Regions from separate parts of the Homo sapiens genome. Here region 2 is linked to region 1. A link is an interaction called in ENCODE POLR2A ChIA-PET data of the cell type or tissue named here. Cell type or tissue: B cell. All regions are shown on one strand. Each heading gives the region's core, and the rest is flanking DNA. Links, peaks and the distances in the headings are about the cores only.

What was found. Peaks named below come from ENCODE experiments on the same cell type or tissue, not always from the same donor. Only the 100,000 strongest peaks of a DNase experiment are listed, where the experiment ranks them.
Region 2: POLR2A ChIA-PET joins it to region 1 with 16 read pairs; 2 of 35 experiments call an interaction of 5 or more read pairs at or near these places.

Annotation. Positions count from the first base shown.
Region 1 is chr7:43,549,414-43,560,395 of GRCh38, forward strand. HECW1 (HECT, C2 and WW domain containing E3 ubiquitin protein ligase 1) reads left to right here. Exons shown (of 30, transcript NM_015052.5): 27 at 1,032-1,178; 28 at 2,809-2,923; 29 at 5,179-5,377. Among named protein-coding and RNA genes, the nearest start is that of STK17A, 28 kb to the right of the region's middle. RefSeq lists an enhancer at 4,659-5,858. In B cell, for the core only: no CTCF peak of the experiment used is centred there; no DNase peak of the experiment used is centred there.
Region 2 is chr7:43,673,728-43,684,709 of GRCh38, forward strand. The region is part of intron 1 of COA1 (cytochrome c oxidase assembly factor 1); the gene reads right to left. Among named protein-coding and RNA genes, the nearest start is that of COA1, 50 kb to the right of the region's middle. RefSeq lists an enhancer at 964-1,108 and a cis regulatory region at 1,031-1,041. In B cell, for the core only: no CTCF peak of the experiment used is centred there; no DNase peak of the experiment used is centred there; H3K27ac peaks cover 2,102 bases.

The DNA of each region.
Region 1 (10,982 bases), core at 1,369-9,368:
ATGTATTTTTTTCTTTAAACCAGTAACTAAGTCCAGTGATGCCTCATTTGTCTTGCAGCATTGAGCATTGCAGTGAGCCCTTAAGTGAATTTAAGATGACTGAAGATTACCCCCTTCATACATGAACATATTTTGATTTTTTAAAAAATGTCTAGCATGTTATCTACCTCCTTGCCTGTGAAAAGATGATACACAGATAATAGCCTTCCCTGATGACTCAAGCATGTCCTAACAAACAGGCATCATCACACAAGTGGCAGCGCCATTTGCTGTGTGTGCCTACATGCTTCTGGTTCCCTTCCCAGGGTCAGGCTGCCCTGGCTGTGTAATATTATACCCCACCCTCTGCCAGAAGACCACTGTCTTCTGGCCAGCTGTGGGAGTGGAAGCTGATGGCTGTTAAGAATTTGCTGTCATTGAGATTTGGGGGCATCAAGTATGTGATTGTAGTGTTGAGACATTCAGCTTCACCATTAGGGACAACCTAGGACATTTTCCTTTTATTTCCATTATGCCTCTTGAGTATAGGAAACTTGTTTCCTCTGTATAAAACAAAAACTGTAGCCTTTCCAAGGTGCTTAGCAATCTGCTTAGAGGTCGGGTGCAGTGGCTCCCAATACTTTGGAGTTGGGAGGATCAGTTAAGGCCAGGAGTTCAAGACTAGCCTGGGCAACATAGACCACATTCTACCAAAAAAAAAGAAGAAGAAGAAGAAAGAAAAAAAATTAACCAGGCGGAGTGGGGCTTGTCTGTGGTCCCAGCTACTCAGGAGGCTGAGGCAGGAGGGTCATTTGCCCCCAGGAATGCAGGGCTGCAATAAGCTATGATTGCACCACTGTGCTCCAATCTGCTTAGAACAGCCAGAGCTCTTTTAGTGACCTTTAGCAAGGAAAAAAGACTCCAGGGATAATAATGCTGAATAATGCCCTGTAGAGGATTTTTGGCATACGGTCATCCCCCTAAAATCAGTGTGCCTCCCTGAGAGATAAGCAGAACTGACAAGCATCGCAATATTTCTGTTTTCCTACAAGGTCACGGAAAGGGAGTTGAAGTCTGGAGGAGCCAACACACAGGTGACGGAGAAAAACAAGAAGGAGTACATCGAGCGCATGGTGAAGTGGCGGGTGGAGCGCGGCGTGGTACAGCAGACCGAGGCGCTGGTGCGCGGCTTCTACGAGGTGAGGCCCGGTGGCCTGGGGAAGGCAAGCTGTGGCCAGGGTGCTGCTTCACGGGGCCTCATCCTCCAGGCTCCCTGAGGGAGCAGCAGCTCAGGTGGTGAAAACAGAGAGGGAGAGCCAAGGTGGGCAGTGGGCTCAGCGAGTGCTCCTCACCAGGGAGTACTGAGGATCTTCTTGTGGTGGAGGGCTGAGGGGTCAGAGTTCTCTGGGAAACTCAACTCTTATGGGTGAAAAATGCTTTCAAGCAACTGGCATGTGACCCTGGCGTGCCAGACGTGAAAACATCTAGCATCTCTTGTCACAATATATGCAGCTGGTGTTTCCTTTCAGTCAATGAAACAAAAATAAGTGAAGTGAAGACATTGGGGGGTATTGTCCACTGTCACTAGAATTTTATTTTGTTATAGCATCATGTTGTGCCACGTAATCTATGCTGAGTGGTAAATGAGGAAGACAGGGAGGGCCGCTAGACATCCTATGATGTCCTTGAACTCCAGTTTAAAAACCAGAGGCTATAAACGTTTTCTCAGGTCTTGGGTCGTGGAAGGCTCTCCTTCCCTGCCAGAATGGAGAAGTGCACTGGCCATGGTCTTGTCCACCACTGGTTTGATTAAAGGAGGTACCACCACAGGACCTCAGTTGTGCCTGGGTACACTTGGCACAAGATGCAAAGTCAGAATGCAGAACCCTAACAAAACAAGTCTTCCCAGATCTCTAAGGAGGGAGGAAGGAAGTGAGAGAAGAAGAGAAGGAAAAGACAAATTTCCACCCAGCTAGCTCAGTCCAGTGAGCATGAGGCTTTTAATCTTAGGGTCATGGTTTGAGAAGGGATGGAAAATACAGTCGTTTTAATACAAATGCTCAATTTTAGGAAATAAGTCATAATTGCATGTGAAAGGTTACATTTTAAGTGAAATAGTAATACTAATAGCTATTAAATAAGTCCTTCAAAGTGATGTGGACTCTTGGCCTTTAAAATCCAATATTATTTGAAAACTTCAATGTGACTTAAGAAAGTCGAGTCAGATTTGTTTACAGAATCATTCTGAGAGGGAGCATTAGGAGTGGAGCATGCGATTCTTTTTTCTGTTCCCCGCTCATGAAGGCTTGTGTTCTAAAATATTTAAGTCAATGATCATCGTTCAAGCTGCTATAACAAAATACTGTGAGGTGGGTGGCTTGCAGCAACAGACATTTTTTTCTCACAGTTTTGGAGGCTAGGAAGTCCAAGATCAAGGTACTAGCAGATTTGGTGTCTGGTAAGGGGCCACCTTCTGGTTCATAGATGGTACCTTCTCCCTGTGTCTTCATGTGGAGGAAGGGACACGGGGTCTGTCTTGGGCGTGTTTAATAAAAGCATGAAGCTCTCATATCTAAGCACCCCCCCAAAGGCCCCACCTCCTAATACGATCCCCTCAGGGGTGAAGATTTCAACATATGAATTTGGGGAAGGAAAAGGATATAAACATTCAGATCATAGCAATAATTTTCAAGTTAAAAATGATTACAGACTCAAAAAAAGTATTGCCAGTGATGGTCAATTTCCCAGTTTAACCCACATAAATATAATAATGAACATAGCCTTTCCATGTGTTTGGACCTGGATGCTGAAGCCTAACCTGCATTTCAGGTTGTAGACTCGAGGCTGGTGTCCGTGTTTGATGCCAGGGAGCTGGAGCTGGTGATAGCTGGCACCGCGGAAATCGACCTAAATGACTGGCGGAATAACACTGAGTACCGGGGAGGTGAGTGGGCAGGAGCTGTAATGATGCAATGATCACAAATAGAACTCAGCACTTTCCAAAAGATTGTTTTGTTGAGGTGAAATTGATGTAAAATAAAATTGACTAAAGCGAACAAGTCAGTGGCATTTAGTACATTCACAGTTTTGTGCAACCATTGCCTCTAGCTACTTCCAGAATATTTTCATCACCCCAAAAGGAAACCCTGTACCCATGAAGCAGTTGCTCTCACTCTCACGCCCCTTTCCCCCAACCCCTGGCAACCATCAATCTGCCTTCTGTCTCAATGGATTTGCCTATTCTGGATATGCCATATAAATAGAATCATACAAAATGTAGTCTTTCGTGTCTGGCTTCTTTGACTTAGCCTACTGTTTTGAGGTTCATCCATGTTGTATGTAGCATGTTTCAGTATTTTATTCCTTTTTATAGCCAAATAACATTCCATTGCATGTATATATAACTCATCACTTTTTGAAGACTACAAAAAGCTTGGCCTTACTTCAGTACAAAGCAGGAGCTTGTACATGCCTTTCTCCAACTCCCAACCTGAACTTTCCTTCAGGTGACATCGTCCTCATATTGGTCGAGTCTCTGGCTTAACTCGATGTAGAGGCTTGCAGAGAACATTCCATCCAGGACCCAGCTCCTGAGCAGTGTGCATGGCTCCAGGGAAGGGTGTCTCATTTCCTACAGAATTGGAGCCCTCTCTGCCTCAATCCTGGTTTGCCACAACACGGTTCTAACCGTGGCCTTCACCAAAGCTAATGTCTAACCCTTCCTAAATACTCACCTTGCACACTGCCAGACCTGTCTTCCTGAAACATTGTTTTCATCAGGCCACTTCCCTACCCACAAAACAAGTTCCTTATTACTTATAGATTTGAAGGGTTTTGTTAGCCTCACAACTCTTCATTTACAATATCACAGAGAAATCCCATCAATACAGTAGAGAGTGAGCTGGGGGCATCGCCTCAGCCTCCCTCATGTCCCCAGTACACTCAGCCCCGCAATGCCTCTTATAGTATAAAATCGGTATAGAATGAAAACCGCTGTCTGCCTAGCTGGGCATGGTGACTCATGCCTGTAATCCCAGCACTTTGGAAGACCAAGGCAGACAGATTGCTTGAACTCATAAGTTCGAGACCAGCCTGGTGAAACCCTGCCTCTAAAAAAAATACAAAAATTAGCCAGGTGTGGTGGCACATGCCTGTAGTCCCAGCTACTCAAAAGGCTGAGATAGAAGGATCCCTTGAACCCGGGAGGCAGAGGTTGCAGTGAGCCAAGATCATGCCACTGCACTCCAGCCTGGGCAACAGAGCGAGATTCTGTCTCAAAAAAAAAAAAAAAAAAAAGTCTCTGCCTGGCTGTTAAGGCCCCATAACACCCCCCGGAAATATTCCTTCCTGCCTTCACCAGACACACCTCTACTCTAGTGGCTTACTGTTGCCTGCATATTTCCTCCTCTTTCTTGTTATTCTTTATTTTTCCTGCCAGGAATGTCCTCCTTCTTCCCTCCACTTGCACAAGCCCTTTGCACGCTGCTCGTAGCTTCACTTCCTTTCTGAAGTTTTCCTTGCTTCTACCTTGGCACACATAGATTTCTCCTCTCTCTGAATGCCTCTTGCATTTGCAGTCAATGGCAAATCGTTTAATTGATATATCCAAGCATGGTCTCCCCAGCTTACTGTGAGAGGGACCCAGTACTTAATCCATGGGCCCAGCATGTATCCATCCAGGGCTGGCCTGAGAGCAGCTGCTCAAGGGGAGAGCCTGGGATCTCCTGTTCACGAAACTGGCTGTTCGCCTCCAGCCTAGACTGGTAAGTCCTAGACTCTCCCGTGGTATGTGGTTGCCAAGAGCTAAGACAGCAAAACAAAGGAAATATGATGCAATATTATATTCATAGGCCCTTTGGTCTCTACCAGGCCCTTCTACTCCTTATCTACACCTATATGAGGCAGGAACATTTTAAGTGGAGTCTCAGTTGTTTAAATAGAAAGCAGACATCTCTGAGAACATCACAGAACATAAAGTCCTTTTATAAAATGACTATTTTCTAAATCTGCTCTTGTTCTAAAACTTGACCTGGTTGCACAAATTGTTTTAGACCTCTCTAAAGGCCATCACAAGAGAAATCAGATCAAAAGCAGCGGTTCCGTTCCTATCATACCTGATGTGTTTGATCTCTCTCTCCCTCCTCACCCCTTCCTCTTTTCTCCACATCCTGTCTTCCTCCCTCCCTTTGCCTCGTGCAGGTTACCACGATGGGCATCTTGTGATCCGCTGGTTCTGGGCTGCGGTGGAGCGCTTCAATAATGAGCAGAGGCTGAGATTACTGCAGTTTGTCACGGGAACATCCAGCGTGCCCTACGAAGGCTTCGCAGCCCTCCGTGGGAGCAATGGGCTTCGGCGCTTCTGCATAGAGAAATGGGGGAAAATTACTTCTCTCCCCAGGTACAGAGCTCCTGCCAGCCTTCGGGGAAACCTGCTGAAGAGGGCAAAGTATACTTTGCTATTTGATTTTGAGTGACCATCCTTTGGGATGGAATTCTTTCCTGTCACCCAAAGTATTGTCATTGGAGTTATTAGGGAAAGGTGAAGGTGAGGTGGCTGTGAGACTTGCACTGAAACTATATTATTCTTAGGGAGGTTTTGATGACTGATGGTATTTGAGCTGTAATATCTTGGTCCATGTGTCAGTTGTGGGATGCTGTCATAGCCCAACTTAATTTAAAGATGAATGTCTGACACAGGAGAGGGCAGAGGCAAGGACATTAATATAAAAATGCTGGAACCTGGAAGTAACCTCTCGAGCATCGTTATCTGTACTTCTGCAGCGTATCACTTGATACTTCATAGGATCATTATATATTTGTGGTGTGTCGGATTTTTCCTATCAAGTTTTAGAACATGTGGGGATACATGTATCTCTGGGTCTCTATGGTGACTTCTATTTAGAAAGCACATCTATTGTGGGATAAATGTGGAAAAGGAGACGCTGGGGCTCCAGGCAGTTTTACAGAAGAAATTCCCTGCACTGTGAGTTTTAATCCCAGCACTTCCTGAATCCTTTCTATGCCACTCTGGGTAGTGCATTCCTGATCAGGAAGCACTGAAGAGACAGTTGTGCATAGGCGCTATAGTGAGAAACGCTGCTGCAACAGACAGAAGAAAAGATTGACCCCTATTATCTTTTGCTAATAGGATACGTTCGAATTATAAAGAAGCTTTGCATTTAACTCAGCTCTATTTCTACATGGCCACCCAAATACCTTTGCTAAATCCTTATTGCAGAAGGATTTACTGGACTATAGCTTTCACCTAGGTTTCCCAGATTTTCCCCGAGGACAATTCACCTGGTGTCGGTCAGCATTCATGGGCATGCCCAGCTGGTTAACCACAGCTGAACACCCTGGTGCAGGCTTCAGCCCTGGCTTCACCCACTCAGTTCAGCAGACCCTCAGTTCCAAGGGTCTTTGTTGTTTGCATGGCTCTACCAATAGCTAAACCTAGTGAATGTAAGTCTGGCAAGAAAAGAAGACTAAAAAGGCAGAATTTGCATTTGTTAAGTTGAATGATGATTTCAAGAATATAGTTATTTGGAAACATCTTGCTTTTATTTTAGAGAAATGCAGCTTGAGTCATCACTGATGATAGCATGCAGCTTGAGGAGGGGCTGAGCTACAACCACACACCTGCCCGTGGGAACCTGCAATCTAGGGAGAACACGGCCTGATAGTAACTAATCACAGCACAAGGTAGAATCAGAGGAGCACAGGGGGTAAGAGCAGCGTGCTGCGAGAGTGTGAAACAGAGCCTCCTAATCAAGTTGCCTAGAGAACATGCCACTAAAAAACTGGCATTTAGGGGAGGATTGGGAGGCAAGGAATAGGGAGAAGGGGGCTTCCAGGCTGAAGCAATAACACAAGCAAGGGCTGAGAGCGGGGAATGGCAGCACGTGTTCAGGAAGGTGCAGCTGGCCAGTGCAGAGGGTAAGATGCCCGGAGCAACATCACAGGGGATGCAGTTGAGAAAGAGTTTGGTGAGCCACAAACAAAAGACCCTGCTGTCTGGGCGCAGTGGCTCACGCCTGTAATCCTAGCACTGTGGGAGGCTAAGGCAGGCGGATAGCTTGCGCCCAAGAGTTCAAGACCAACCTGGGCAACAGGACAAGACCTCGTCTCTACAAAAAATTTAAAAAATTAGCTGGGCATGGTGGCATGCACCGGTAGTCCCAGCTATTTGGGAAGCTGAGGCAGGAGGATGACTTGAGCCCAGGAGGCTGAGGCTGCAGTGAACTGTGATTGCACCACCACACTCCAGGCTGGGCAACAGAGTGAGACCTTGTCTCAAATTAAATTAAAAAAAAAAAAGAAAGAAAAAAGAAAAGACCGTGCTGAGGAGTCTCTATTCTTTAGGAAATGAGAGTCATTGCTTCTGTTATCTGGGGTCACAGATTGAATGTAATTTCCATATTTGCTTTGGAAGCTTTGAAATACACATTAATATTATTAACCCACACAGAGAGCTTCTAAGGCAGACATTGGGCTTATGAACACGTTCTTCATATCTGAACCAAGGCACCCCTAAGAGGGCTGCTGCACCACAAGCCCCCGAGATGGTTTCTTGGGGAAGTAGGGACCTCTTCTTGGGACAAGAAGCAAATGCCTCTAAGAGGACACTGAAAATAACTCCCTGAATAGTGACCCCTGTCCAATCTCCTTTGGACAATGTCTGAAGATCAAAGAACCTAAAAAAATGTCATCTATGTGTGGATAGAAAGAAAGAACCTCTGACTTCCAGAAACTGTCGTTCGGGAAGACCTGACCTGACTATGGCAGGTGACAGGAAGCCCTGAGCAGGCAGGAAGCAAAGCAGACCCAGGGTGGCATGGGCTTCCCAGGTACTGTGAGCCACAGTGCATGTGGCCTGCACTCTGGGAGAGGCAGCCTTCAGCTCTTTCCTCAAGTCCTTCCTCTGCAGAAAGGAAAGGCAACTGGCTTCCCAGATGAGAGCGCCAGACACCGCCACAGCAAAACCCGGTCATAGCCCAGGCTACATAAAACCTTTGTGTCAGTCCAAGCCCCTGCCTGCTAAAAGATGTGTGAGGGCCAGGAGAAAGGACTTTGAGGGTAGAGGCTTCTGGGATATAATTTCATAGTTGAAGTAGATGAGAGGCAGGACTGTCACTGGAGTTGAGGTCAAGGAACTGGGGGCTTGGGTGTTCACCCTGTCAGCCATGTGGACTTAGTTGCCACACAGTCTGGTAGGAGGACTTGAAGTGGAAAAGAAGACTTCAGCAAAGTGCCAGATAATAGTCATAATAAGTTAGAAGTTCAGAGGGTCAGAAGGAACCAAAGATCTATCTGGATCACTGATTTTCAAGCTTCTTAAACCATAGTCCACAGAAAGAAATGCCTTTTATATCACAACTCAGGACATGCACATGTACTCATTTGCACATATGTGTGTGTATATCTGAAACTCAAGTTCCTCAAAACAGCACTTTACCCTTATTATCTGCAATAAAATCTATTTTCTGCTCTATCCTATTTCATTAAAATGAAATGCCAGCCAAAACCTATGGTTTTAAAAATAAATTATCTAAATGACATGAGATTCAAAGGAATGGAAACTGATCAAGGATTGCAAAAGTCATGACGTGGAATTGACAGCAGGGAGTGTGAAGAATGTCCATCCACGTCACAGCGTGTGGGGCAGTGAGCAATTTCCACCCATGAGAACTGGAGATGGGACACTAGGACCCGGAGGCAGCATCTGGAAAGAGCTTAAGGAGGTGGCAAAGTTTCTTTACTTTGAACAAGAGCTCAAAGGAGGACAGAGGAAAGGCTCAGAAGGAAAGAGAAGGGCAGAAGCTAGGTCAGAGTCGAAGTAGCACTGGGCAGTGTGGAGATAGAATAAAGGAGAGGGGAGAATCTTTGGGTTTACCTTTGGGGCAGGGACCAGGGATATCAAAGCTATGAGTCATGAGCAATTAACTGGCCTAAAAGTTGCAAACGAAATTCTAATATGAACATGTTTCACTGCAGATGTAAACTAAGCCCAGACCCAGGGTGGAGTTGGAGGCCTGGTTAAGTTAGTAGTTGGTTTACTCTGTAGCAGTGATTCTCAAAGTGGGGCTGGGGAAGGCGACTTTGCCCCTCTTCCCCCGCAAGAGGCAGTTGACAATGTCTGGAGACATTTTTGGTTGAGGGGAAGGGGTGCTACTGGTGTCCATTGAGTAGAAGCCAAGGATGCTGCTAAACATCTCACAATGCACAAAACAGCTCCCACAACAAAGAGTTATCAAGTTTGAAAAGTGAATCGTGTCAAGCTGAGAAATGCTGCTCTCTAGTACCTAAGGCCAGAAGAGGACCTACAAAGGAGGCCTGAGGGTGCCATCAGGGAGCTCAGCAGAGAAAATGGCAGCCATTGAGAAACCAAGGAGAAGCCAAGGAGGGAGATGTTCCAGAGGAAGAGCTGTCAAATGCTTTTAAAGAGCTGGAGCAGGTGGAGCGGTATGGGCTTCTGGATTTAGGGATCAAGAGGTTATTGGCAAACTTGAAAAAGAGTAAATTTAGAAGGAAAGAGAGCAAGGCCTATCTGAAGAGAACAAGGCTGTAGTTAGGCAGTGGAAGAAGATTGGCATGAAGGGAAGACACAACTTACATAACCGGCTGAACAATTGGCAGCAAAGAGGAGTGACTGCTGCCACTTTTGTGTGTTTCTAGACAACCTTAAAGTGGTCTCTAGTAGAGAGGAGCAAGACTTTCTTTGGCCCTGTGTTGGTTAACATTTCAATCTATAACTTGGAAAAATAGAGGAGACGGGGAGATCAACTGTGTAGATGACACAGTTAGAAGGATAAACAATACAGGGATTGGCACAACCCAATCCAAAATTATCTCAAAATGCTGGAACCCTAGCTTGACACCAATGGCATGGAATTCGACACAACTTAAAGACCCGTGCAGATCTCCAAAACATCCATCGCACCAAGTGTGAGAAGAGAGTGAGTCACCTGCCAGTAGGTCACGTGCAAAACTCCAGAGGCTTCAGTTGCCACAAGTATGACACGGTTCCCCAAATCATTATCACAATCATGGTTGCATTATTAAGAGAATCTTATGTTTAAATGATGATTCACAGGTTACAAAACGCATTTATGTGTGTTCTGGCGTTGATCCTCCCCATAACCCTTTGAGGTGCACGCAGCATATATTATTATCCCCACTTTACAAGTGAGAAAACTGAGGCTCAGGAAGATTAATTGACTTTTCCAGTGTCATAAAGCTGGTAAGTGACTAGACCGGGGTCAGCATAGAAGTCTTCCAAGCCCTGGTTTCTTGCTGTCCACTGCCCCACACCACCGGGCAATGCTTGGTTTGGTGCACGGGAATGAGGTAAGCAGGCACTCGGTGCTGTCAGAACCACACCTGGAGGGTGGTGAGCTCTTAGGAATGCTGAATTGGATCATGATTTGATTGTGTTCGTTCATTCTAGATGACAAACTAAGGGAGTTCACCAAGGCTCTAAATAAATGCAATAAAAGCAACTAGTAAGTAAACCATGAGTGTTCAGACTAGGTGCTATTCGTCAATGCTTTCTGTTTACTCCCAGAAATGATCTTTTACAGAATTAATTTGGTTCCAACTAATTTGTAAAGGTGATTTTTTTTCTGTAATATTTCCACTCATGAGTGCCAGTTAAAATGACCAGAGGAAGAAAACTATGAAGATGATGCCTGCTCCTATCTCGCCCCTGGCTAATTCAGCTAGTTCCAAAAGCATGCTTGGGATTTTTCACCCCACTTCGCCTGTTTAGCCATAGCCCAATGTATGTTCTAGTTTCATTGCAATCTTTTTAACATAGAGAGAAATCACTGTAACCATCCTACTCAATTTACTGAGTTCCCTTTCACTCAAATATTTACATCTAGGTAAAGTATTTCAATTATTTTCTTTTAAAGTAAAGGAAGGCCTGTTTGAATCTTAGATAATAATTTAAGAATTCTGCCAATCTGTATTCGTATGTTTCTTCCCAGTTATGTCTTTAAGGC
Region 2 (10,982 bases), core at 1,757-9,756, 120 kb after region 1:
GACATGGAATCAACCTAAATGCCCACCAATGGTGGAATGGATAAAGAAAATGTGGTATATATACACCATGGAATAATATGTAGCCATAAAAAAGAACAAGATCATGTCCTTTGCAGCAACACAGATGGACCTGGAGGCCATTATCCTAAGTGAATTAACACAGGAACAGGAAACCAAATACCACAGGTTCTCTCTTCTAAGTAGGAGCTAAACATTGGATATGTATAGACACAAAGAAAGGCACAACAGACACCAGGACCTACTTAAAGGTGGAGGGAGGGAGGGAGGAAGGTAAGGACAGAAAAACTACCTATCAGGTTCTATGCTTATTACGTAGGTGGCAAAATAATCTGTACATCCAACCCCTGTGACACAAAATCTACCTATATAACAAACCTGCACATGTACCCCTCAACCTAAAAGTTAAAAACAAAAAAGGGAGTTTACAAATAGCTTCCTAAGTAGAATTTTTAAGTCTTCTTTCTCCCCCACCCAATAGCTCCAACACTTCAGATTTACAGATTATAAACCTTCAACACATATAAATAACTAAGATGGTCTTTGATAAAAATCAAAACTATTCTTAAAATTCAACTCTGAGTAAACTTTCATTCTGTTTCATGTGTTATATTGTCCTGTTTGCCTGCAAGTAGAAACTGTGTGTTACTTGTCTCATGTTCCATATAATACAACGTTTGGCAAGTGGTAAGCATCTAATACACAACAAAGCTTACTTCTTTCTTGCTCCAAAAATGAAAATGGCTTTATAAAACTCTATAATTTTGAGGAAGAGTTGGAGAAATCACCCTAAACATATAAAACTGCAATGATATTACTGTGGGCAATGTGATGATAAACCACTCCTTGTGTTAGAAAAGAATTAACATAGCAACTTGCTTTGTCCATAATTTTAGTCTGATGTAATCCTAAAGTTGGAGGGTGTGATTTGTGACAAATGGACCTGAGTCAAGGACACGATTTCCTTGATGAATTGAGTTTATTCAGTTAGTCACAGAGGGAGTAAATATGTATGACTCAGCATCAAGACTTATCTTCAGGACTTTTAAGGACAAACTTCCTATAACTACTCTTATTCAAACCAACTCTGTCCTCTTCACAGCTGAACCATGGCACAGGTATTAGGTATTTTCAAAACAGCTGGTAAAGTTGATAGACGTGCTTGGCTGAAGGTAATTTTAAAGGTTAAAAGTCATCATCCAAGTTTGTTTTCAACAGATATTACACTTTGTGTTTTTCTTAGAAACCCTGAACACAGGAGTAGCCCTTCATTTTTTGTTCTTCCCCAACACAAACAGATGACATTTACAATCACAAATACTCTGTCAGGCTATAGAATAAATAAGTGCACTCACTGTAACACCATCACTTTCTCCTCTGCTCAAGGAAACATGTCAAAACTATTTCAAGCAATAGCAAAGACTTGGAACCAACCCAAATGTCCAACAACGATAGACTGGATTAAGAAAATGTGGCACATATACACCATGGAATACTATGCAGCCATAAAAAATGAAGACTTCATGTCCTTTGTAGGGACATGGATGAAACTGGAAACCATCATTCTCAGCAAACTATCCCAAGAACAAAAAACCAAACATCGTGTGTTCTCACTCATAGGTGGGAATTGAACAATGAGAACACATGGACACAGGAAGGGGAACATCACACAGGAAGGGGAACATCACACACCAGGGACTGTTGTGGGGTGGGGGCAGGGGGGAGGGATAGCATTAGGAGATATACCTAATGCTAAATGACGAGTTAATGGGTGCAGCACACCAACATGGCACATGTATACATATGTAACAAACCTGCACATTGTGCACATGTACCCTAAAACTTAAAGTATAATAATAATAAAATAAAAAAAGAGTAAGTGTAAATCCACCCTAATTTGTAGCATAGAGGTATATTAATTACAAACTTTAATTTTTACATGTAACAAATTACCTGCTAAACACCTGAGGACCATTCACTACTCTGAATTGTAGAGAGATGTCAAGATTACACTTTGAAGGGAAAAAAGGTGCTACTGGTTCAAGAGAACTTACATTAAAAAATCTTATCAAGGGATCCTATACTGAATTCTAACATCTAACATCTAATTCTAACACTAGATTAACATCTAAGCCAGATGTTAATCAATGGCTCACTTGTACTATTTAAATAAAAGAATTATGGTATTATTCTGATTCCTTTAATATTAAGAGACCCTTAACAGACCCCTAAAAATTACTACCCATCGGTGATAACTGCTTCTTATTCTCACTTATGGGAATCCTATCCCTGCTCCCTCATAAACAAAGTAGCTACTAATAAAGAAATCTCGTAAAAGAAATACAACTTAAAACATTAAATTTAAAATGTTAGCAGCATACCATTTTAAGAAAGTACGATTAGTATCCACTTTGTTTTCAAAATTTTAAAAATAGGAAAGTTGCCCCTCCATCAACCTAATTAAACATGATTAAATAGGTGACATTTTAAATAGAAGACCTAAGCCTTACAGATTTCCTACTGGGTGAAAAACTTACAAACAATAAAAAGAAATAAGGTTTACTGCAGCACTATTCACAATAGCCAAGATATGGAATCAACCTAGTGTCCAACAACAGAATAATGGGTAAAGAAAATGTGGTATATATACGCAATAGAATACTATTCAGCCACAAAAAAAGAATGAAATCCTGTCATTCACAGCAACACAGATGGAACTAGAAGACATTAAGTGCAATAGGCTAGGACAGAAAGTTCACCACCACATCTTCACTCATGTGCAGAAGCTAAAAAAAGTTGATCTCATATAAGTAAAAAGTAGAACAGAAGATTCTAGTGTTCTAGTGTTCTAAAGCACAGTAGGATGATTATAGGTAACATAATATATAGTTTCAAACAGCAAAAAAGAGGATACTGAATGTTCCCAACAAAAAGAAATGATGTGTTTTAGATGATGGATATGCTAATTACCATGGCTTGATCATTACACATTGTACACATGTATCAAAATATCACATTGTACCCCATAAATATGTACAATTAATATGTGTCAATTTAAAAAAAAAAACTTCAGAACACATCCAAAGTTGGCTGAAAAAAATAACTGAAAATTTTAAACTATATGGTCAATGGTAGCAAAGAGAATTTATCACTAAGAATTGTGTAAGAAAGCTCTACACTCTTAAAATAATAGAGGTACAGTATGCATTAGTATTTTTTCTAGCTTAATTTATTTATGATACTATGGTTGTCCTTGCCAACTGTTAAGTCCCCTTGGGGTGGGTCTCTTCATCCTTTGTACGATGCCTAACAGATCAAAATGCTTAATGTTCCACTTTCTTGGCCTTAAGAATTCTTTGCTTTCTATATGTTTTTCTTGTAAGCATTTTCAGATTTCTCATGTTGAATATTAGAAGAAAGTTCATGGAAATACTATAGAGAAAAATACTCAATTCTTTCTAAACATAACTTTTACAGCATTGGTAAAGAAACTGTGGAGTCTTTAAAAACTACATTATTCCTCAACAAATGCTCTTTTAAAACATCTGGGAAAGAAACCCATTTCAGTTAACAACATAAAAGGAAGGACAAACTCTAACACCGTTTATTTAATATATGTGGTGTATGAACTTATTTAATGACCAAAAAAGGAAAAATTATTATTTAGTAAGTTTTGGGATAATAAAACAGAGGTTTGCCAAATAAAAGAGAGAAACAGGAATGCTTTAATGATTCCCATATCCTTGACAAAAAATTGTATCTTTGTTCTGTAGCTGGGCTCAGTGGCTCACGCCTGTAATCCCAGCACTTTGGGAGGCCAAGAAGGGTGGATCACCTGAAGTCAGGAGTTCGAAATCAGCCTGGCCAACATGGTGAAACCCCACCTCTACTAAAAATACAAAAATTAGCTGGGTGTGGTGGTGCATGCCTGTAATCTCAGCTACTCAGGAGGCTGAGGCAAGAGAATCGCTTGAATCTAGGAGAAGGAGGTTGCAGTGAGCCAAGATCATATACCACTGCACTCTAGCCTGGGTGAGAAAGGGAGGCTCTGTCTTAAAAAAAAAAAAAAAAAAAAAAAAATTGTAATTTGCTCCTCTAACAAGTCTTTTAATACTTAAAAAGGTTTATAATCTAAGATGAAATTCAGCCTACTGAATTTAGTTATACAAAATATATACATATATAGATACAGATATGTGCTAATGAGCTGTACCTTTTTCCCATGAAAATTGCAACCAAACAGTATTTAAAAACTAACAACACTGACTACAGGCAATTTCCCTCCTAGAGGATTCAGGTAGCACATGTGTTCTCATCAAGTTGATTTGAAACACTAAATTTTTCCTATTACTAATAACAGTGAGTTGGGTTTGAGAGATGAACCTTCCTGTTGAAAACAACTTAGTAATTTGTATAAAGTATTTTAAAACATCTTTTCAAAAGAACTGAAAAATTACAAGATAGTAAGAAATTACCAAGTAAAAACTAAAAAGAGAATTCAACAAATAACACTGGGAAAATAAATATCCACATGCAAAAGTATGAAGTTGGACCCTTAGCTTACAACATACACAAAAATTAACTCAAAATGGATCAAATACATAAACATTAGGGCTAAAAGTATAACACTCTTAGAAGAAAACATATGGGGAAAGTTCTGTCACATTTGATTTGGCAATGATTACTTGGATATGATATCAAAAGCACAAGCAGCAAAAGAACAAAATAGACAAAACTGGACTACATCGAAACTGAAAACACTATCAACAGAGTTAAAAGGCAACCCACAGTACTGGAAAAAATATTTGCAACTCACACATCTGATAATGGACTACTATATAGAATATATAAAGAACTCCTAAAATTCAACAACAAAAAATAGGCAAATTCAAAAATGGGAAGAGGATTTGAACAGATGTTTTTTCAAAGAAGATATGAAATGGCCAATAGGCATATGAAAAGATGCTCAACATCATCAGAAAAACACAAATCAAAACCACAATAAGACACCACTACTTCACACCCATTAGAATGGCAATTATTTAAAAAAAAATAGAAAATAACAAATGTTGGCTAGAATGTGGAGAAACTGTAACCATTATGGCATTACTGGTGAGAATATAACATGGTGCAGCTGCTGTGGAAAATATGGCAGTTCCTCAAAAAATTAAACACAGAATTACCATATGATCCACCAATTCCACCTTTAAGTCAAAGAAAAATCAAAAGGAAAATTTATAAGTATCTTGAGGGCCAGGCGTGGTGGCTCACGCCTGTAATCCCAACACTTCTGAAGGCCAAGGCGGGTTGATTACTTGAGGTCAGGAGGTCGAGACCAGCCTGGCCAACATGGTGAAACCCCATACAAAAAATTAGCTGGGCATGGTGGCGTGCGCCTGTAGTCCCAGCTACTGGGGAGGCTGAGGCAGGAGAATCACTTGAACTCGGGAGGCGGAGGTTGCAGTGAGCCGGGATCGCAGCACTGTGCTCCAGCCTGGGCAAGAGCTAAACTCCATTGCAAAAAAAAAAAAAAAAAAAAAATGCTAAATTTTATGTTATATTTTACCACAAAAAAAAAAGTACAAGGAGAATGAAAACTCAGCATGAAAAGCAAGTTCTGAAACCACATTTCCTCTAAAGTATCTTTATTGGTCATGGGAAACTAGAACCTATGTTTTAAAAGATTCTCAGGGTGACCAAGATAGAAATAAAGCTGAGGGCCACACAACAAGGGCCATCTAATCTGAGATTCTCCTCACAATAAACTGGAATCCTAAAGGGGCACATCCTCACAGTGAGAATGACATGAACTAGATTATGGTCTAACATCACACTGCTTTTCTCAAACTTCAAACTTGGGTCTGTAATCATCCCCTGGACTAGAATACTCCCAAGTTTCGGTCAGACACAAGTGCACACTGTCTAAGTACCTACGCTGTGGACTTAAAATCAGTCTTATAAATAATTCTTCAAATGCAATATCCAGGCCCCAGTCAAGGATAGTGGAGTATGCAAGAAATGTAGGAATAAGAAGCAGCAGAAAGGAAAAGGGGTCAGGAAAGAACCTTAGAAAGTGGATTATCAGATGCAGATTCTATGTGTTTTCTGTGACAGAAGAAATAAAATGACAGGTTGGAAACATTTAGCAGAGAACTAAACACTATAAATAGTAACAGATTTCTAAAAGAAAAAATAGAGACTCTAGAACTAAAAATAAAATATAACTCCAACTAAGAACTGAATGGAAAGGTTTAACAGATTAGATTCACCTTCAGAGATAATAAATAATGGAAAGACAAAAGACAAGTCTAGAGATATGCTGGAAGTAGTTTGAATAAGCTTTCAAGAACCAATTATGTGTAGCTCTTCCTAATTCTGCATCAGTAAAGTCAAATTGGTTGCCTGAAACTACCCTTGATAAGGATATTTATACTATGGAAATCAACAAATGCTACAAATCAGGGCTTCTTTTTCCCCGGAGAGCCATTTCACCAGCACACACTTGGAAGTTACCATACAGAATTTGGGACAGGGAGACAAAAAAAAAAAAAAAAAAAGTAAGTAGGGAGGAGAGCATAAGAAATGTAAAGGGTATAAAAGAGGGCCCAAAACGTCTTTAATTAAAGTTTCAAAAACTGAATAGAGAAAAGAAACACTTTATCAGTTAGTGGCTTTTTCCAGAACTAATTACCAAATCATAGATTTAAGAAGCCAAATGAATGCATTGCAGGATAAATAAAAAGAAATCTGCAATGAAGTAAGACTGACTTCTATATCATTAGAGTAGCCTATGTGTTTTTAAATCTATGAGTTTTTCCCTTTATCTCCAAAAATTATAAATGCTACCAGAATTGAGACAGACAGAGATTTATTTTCATTAATTTTGCCTACAATAAGCCTACGCTGTGGAACTACAGCTTCAGAACTTTTCAGCTGAAGTGGCTGGGCCATGGTGGCTCACACCTGTAATCCCAGCACTGTGAGGGGCAGAGGCAGGAGAATCACTTGAGCCCAGGAGTTCGAGACCAGCCTGGGCAACATGGCAAAACCCCATCTCTACAAAAAATACAAAAGAATTAGCCAAGTATGGTGGCGTGTGCCTGTAGTTGCAGCTACTCGGGAGGCTGAGATGGGAAGATGGTTTAAGCCCAGGAAGCAGAGGTTGCAGTGAGCAAAGATTGCCCCATTACACTCCAGCCTGGGCAATATAGTGAGACCCTGTCTCTGGGGAGGGGGGTACTTTTCAGCTCAAGAAAGTTTCCTTCTGCTTTTATATTTTGCTTCTGTTCCATTTATTCTGGTTTCTCCATTAGGAACTTATTCATCAGTATGGCACTTCTCTGTCTTCAGTATCTGTCATTTTTACCCTCATCATTTCTGTCATTTTTTTCTCCTCCTAAAAAAATCTCAAATAAATACTATAGGATTGACCCATTCATCGTATATAGGATTGACTCCATTTTCTGCAGGATCAGCTCTGCTATGTGCAACTGCCATTACAGATTTTGGCTATTGCATTTTTAGATTGTTGTCACTGTTTTCTTTTGGTCATCTTTATTCCAGCTCCTTTTAAAATCTCATTCTGATTTTTTGTTATAACTTTGTTTTGGTTTCCTAGAGGTCATATTTTTTGCTCTGTTACTAAGAATAAAATCTGACACTTCTCACAAATATCTTTTGTACATCGTAATAAATCATATTCAATATTATTTTTAAGATTTTCTTCCGCATCTTTGGGGAAATGGTTCCCTTCTTTTACGGAGATATCTTTCACACAGATTTCTTTCATAGTCCCCATGAAAATCATCCTTGCAAAAATAAGGTACAATTTTTAATGGCAGGGTATTGTAGACTGCCCTTGATTCCCATCACTATCAATGTGGATGGTGAAAATTTGCTCACACTTAATTTGGTTAGGTTTTAAGTGTACAGGCTGACACACACAGTCCATGGCTGAATTTATAGTACTAAGCAGGCAGTACAACCAAGTTGGGCTGATTTAAAATCTATTATTCCTTTCTTCTCATATTATGAGAATTCATTCCTACATCAACAGGAACATTCTGTAGTTTGTCTTTTAACAGAAAATAAATGATAACCTGAAAACCCAAAAGCACACTCCTTTTAAGGTTCTTCTTAACACCACATCTACTGCTACATCACATCCCTGGAATGTAATATCCTAACACCTTCTTTTCATTCTCTTCCATATTGCACATTGGAAATTTAGTCTCTGAATAGATGTATAAAAAATAGTGTGGAACGTGCGGGTTTGGAAGAGTTGGGAGAGAGAAAAATCTCTAAGGAGGTTAATGGGCTTTTAATATGTAATAAAATACATAATATGAACGAAATAGTGCAAGTTCCCATAGTCATTCATGGTAACCCATGTCTCCAAGGTATGAACAACAGGAATAGATCAAAGCCTCTTCCTACCCACTTCCCACGTTAATCTCCTGTTTTAGAAGTCAAACCATAAACAGACCACTAAGACTTTCTTAGTCTACTCCAATGTAGTAAGTAGTTAGTAGAAACAACTTTAAAACTGAGAAATTATTGATCACTACTTTTCTCAATGCCATTATGGAACTATACGCATATTTTAATGAGAAACTGGAAGAAAGCATATCATACATGGCTAGCCTAAAGTAAATATTTTTCAATAGGTACATTTTTTAAACAAAGAAGTTGATATTGATCTCTGTTTGAACATGGTCAACTAAAATGTCACGGTGACAGGTACTATTACAGAAAGTGAAGTAATCCGAATTCTTTCACAACAGAAAGATGAAAATTGAGACATAATTATTGTAAACATCTGAAAAGTATAAATGTCTATAATGATTTTATACATAATGATATAAACACTGATTTCTTCTCCACATCACTTAAAGTTTGAACATGACATTTTAGGATGATTTTTTTTAAAGTTCTACTCTATCGAGTAAACACAGAATTTGTCATTCTAGATAATCAAGGAAATGACAAATGCATTTCAAAAGCATTTAATTCATAGGTAGCTATAAACAGGCAAGCAAGGAAAGCCAAGGTTATTTTGAGGAGACAGCCTACCTATACAAGCTGATAGTTTGTTTTTTGGGGTTTTTTGTTTGTTTGTTTTTGAGACACAGTCTTGCTCTGTCGCCCAGGCTGGAGTGCAATGGCACGATCTTGGCTCACTGCAACCTCTGCCTCCCAAATTCTAGTGATCTTGTGCCTCAGCCTCCTGAATAGCTGGGTTTACAGGTGCCCACCGCCACGCCTGGCTAATTTTTGTAGAGATGGGGTTTTTAGTAGAGATGGGGTTTCACCATGTTGGCCAGGCTGGTCTCAAATTCCTGACCTCAAGTGATCTGCCAGCTTCGGCCTCCCAAAGTGCTAGGATTACAGGCATGAACCACCATGCCCAGCCACCAACTGATACTCTTGAGAACAATTATCAGAATCGTTAACTCCTCAAATGTGGAAAATAACTTCAAATTAAGAAAAGTCATATAGTTGTGTTTTTTTTCCTTTTTACATATCATAATGATCATTTCATTAGTAAAGTAACCCTGAGCTCACTATTTTTAACATAACTATGCTCCCAAAAACATTTAGTAGTTGGCCAGGCACAGTGGCTCACGCCTGTAATCGCAGCACTTTGGGTGGCCGAGGCAGGTGGATCACGAGGTCAGGAGATCAAGACCATCCTGGCTAACACGGTGAAACCTCATCTCTACTAAAAAAATACAAAAAGTTAGCCAGGCATGGTGGCAGGCACCTGTAGTCCCAGCTACTCGGGAGTCTGAGGCAGGAGAATGGCATGAACCTGGGAGGTGAAGTTTGCAGTGAGTCAAGATTGCGCCACTGCACTCCAGCCTGGGCGACAGAGCGAGACTCTGTCTCAAAAAAAAAACATTTAATAGTCTAATGAATTTCTCTCAGTAAGTAGTTCAAATTTAGTACCTTTACTATGTGCCAGGTACTGTTTTAAGTGCTTTACACATACTAACTCATTTCTCTGAAGAAGTACTATTATTATCACCATTTTAAAGATTGGAAACTAGGGGACACAAAAGTCAAGAATTTGCCAAAGTTTTTATTCTTGCTGCATAAGAAAGTCACCAAAATGCAACTTGAAAAAACAGTTTTATCATACGCATGAATTCTGTGGGTCAGTAATTTAGAGCAAACACAAAGGTAAGGAACAATGTTTGAGGTCACAACTGAAAAGACACAACAATTAGGGATGACTCAATGGGACCGGAATCATTTGAGGAAATCACTTACATGTGCGATTGTTGATGCTACTGTCGGCTAGAATCTAAACTGGAGCTGTCAACTAGGGCAGCAGTCTCCATCCATTTTGACACTGGGACCAGTTTCAAGAAAGGTAATTTTTTTTCCACAGAGGAGGCAGGGGGATGGTTTTGGGATAAAACCTTCCACCTCAGATCATCAGGCATTAGATTCTCATAAGGAGCACTCAAACTACATCCCTCATATGCACAGCTCACAACAGGGTTCGCACTCCTATAAGAATTCAATATAGCTGCTGATCTAACAGGAGGCAGAGCTCACCTCCTGCTGTGCGGCCGGGAGTGGGTGAATGGGATTGGGGACCCCTGAACTAGGGTCCTACATATAGCCTTTCTCTGTAGCCTGAGCTTTCTTCACAGCATTGCAGCTTCAGAATAGCCAAGCATCATACATGGCAGCACAGAGATCCAAAAGCAAGTGTCCCAGAAAACAAGGTGAAGGCTGCACTGCCTTTTCTGACTTAGCCTCAGTCATCGTGCATTACTTTCACCATATTCTATTGGTCATAATCTAGTTGTGGCTAGTCGTGAGCCAGTGCAAATTCAAGAGGAAAGGATAGAGACCCCTCTTCTCAATGAAGGCTATAAAGAGCAAGGGGTTGAAAGTGGAAAATAACATGTCTGGAAAGTACAAGACGCCACCATCTTATAGCAAAGATTCAC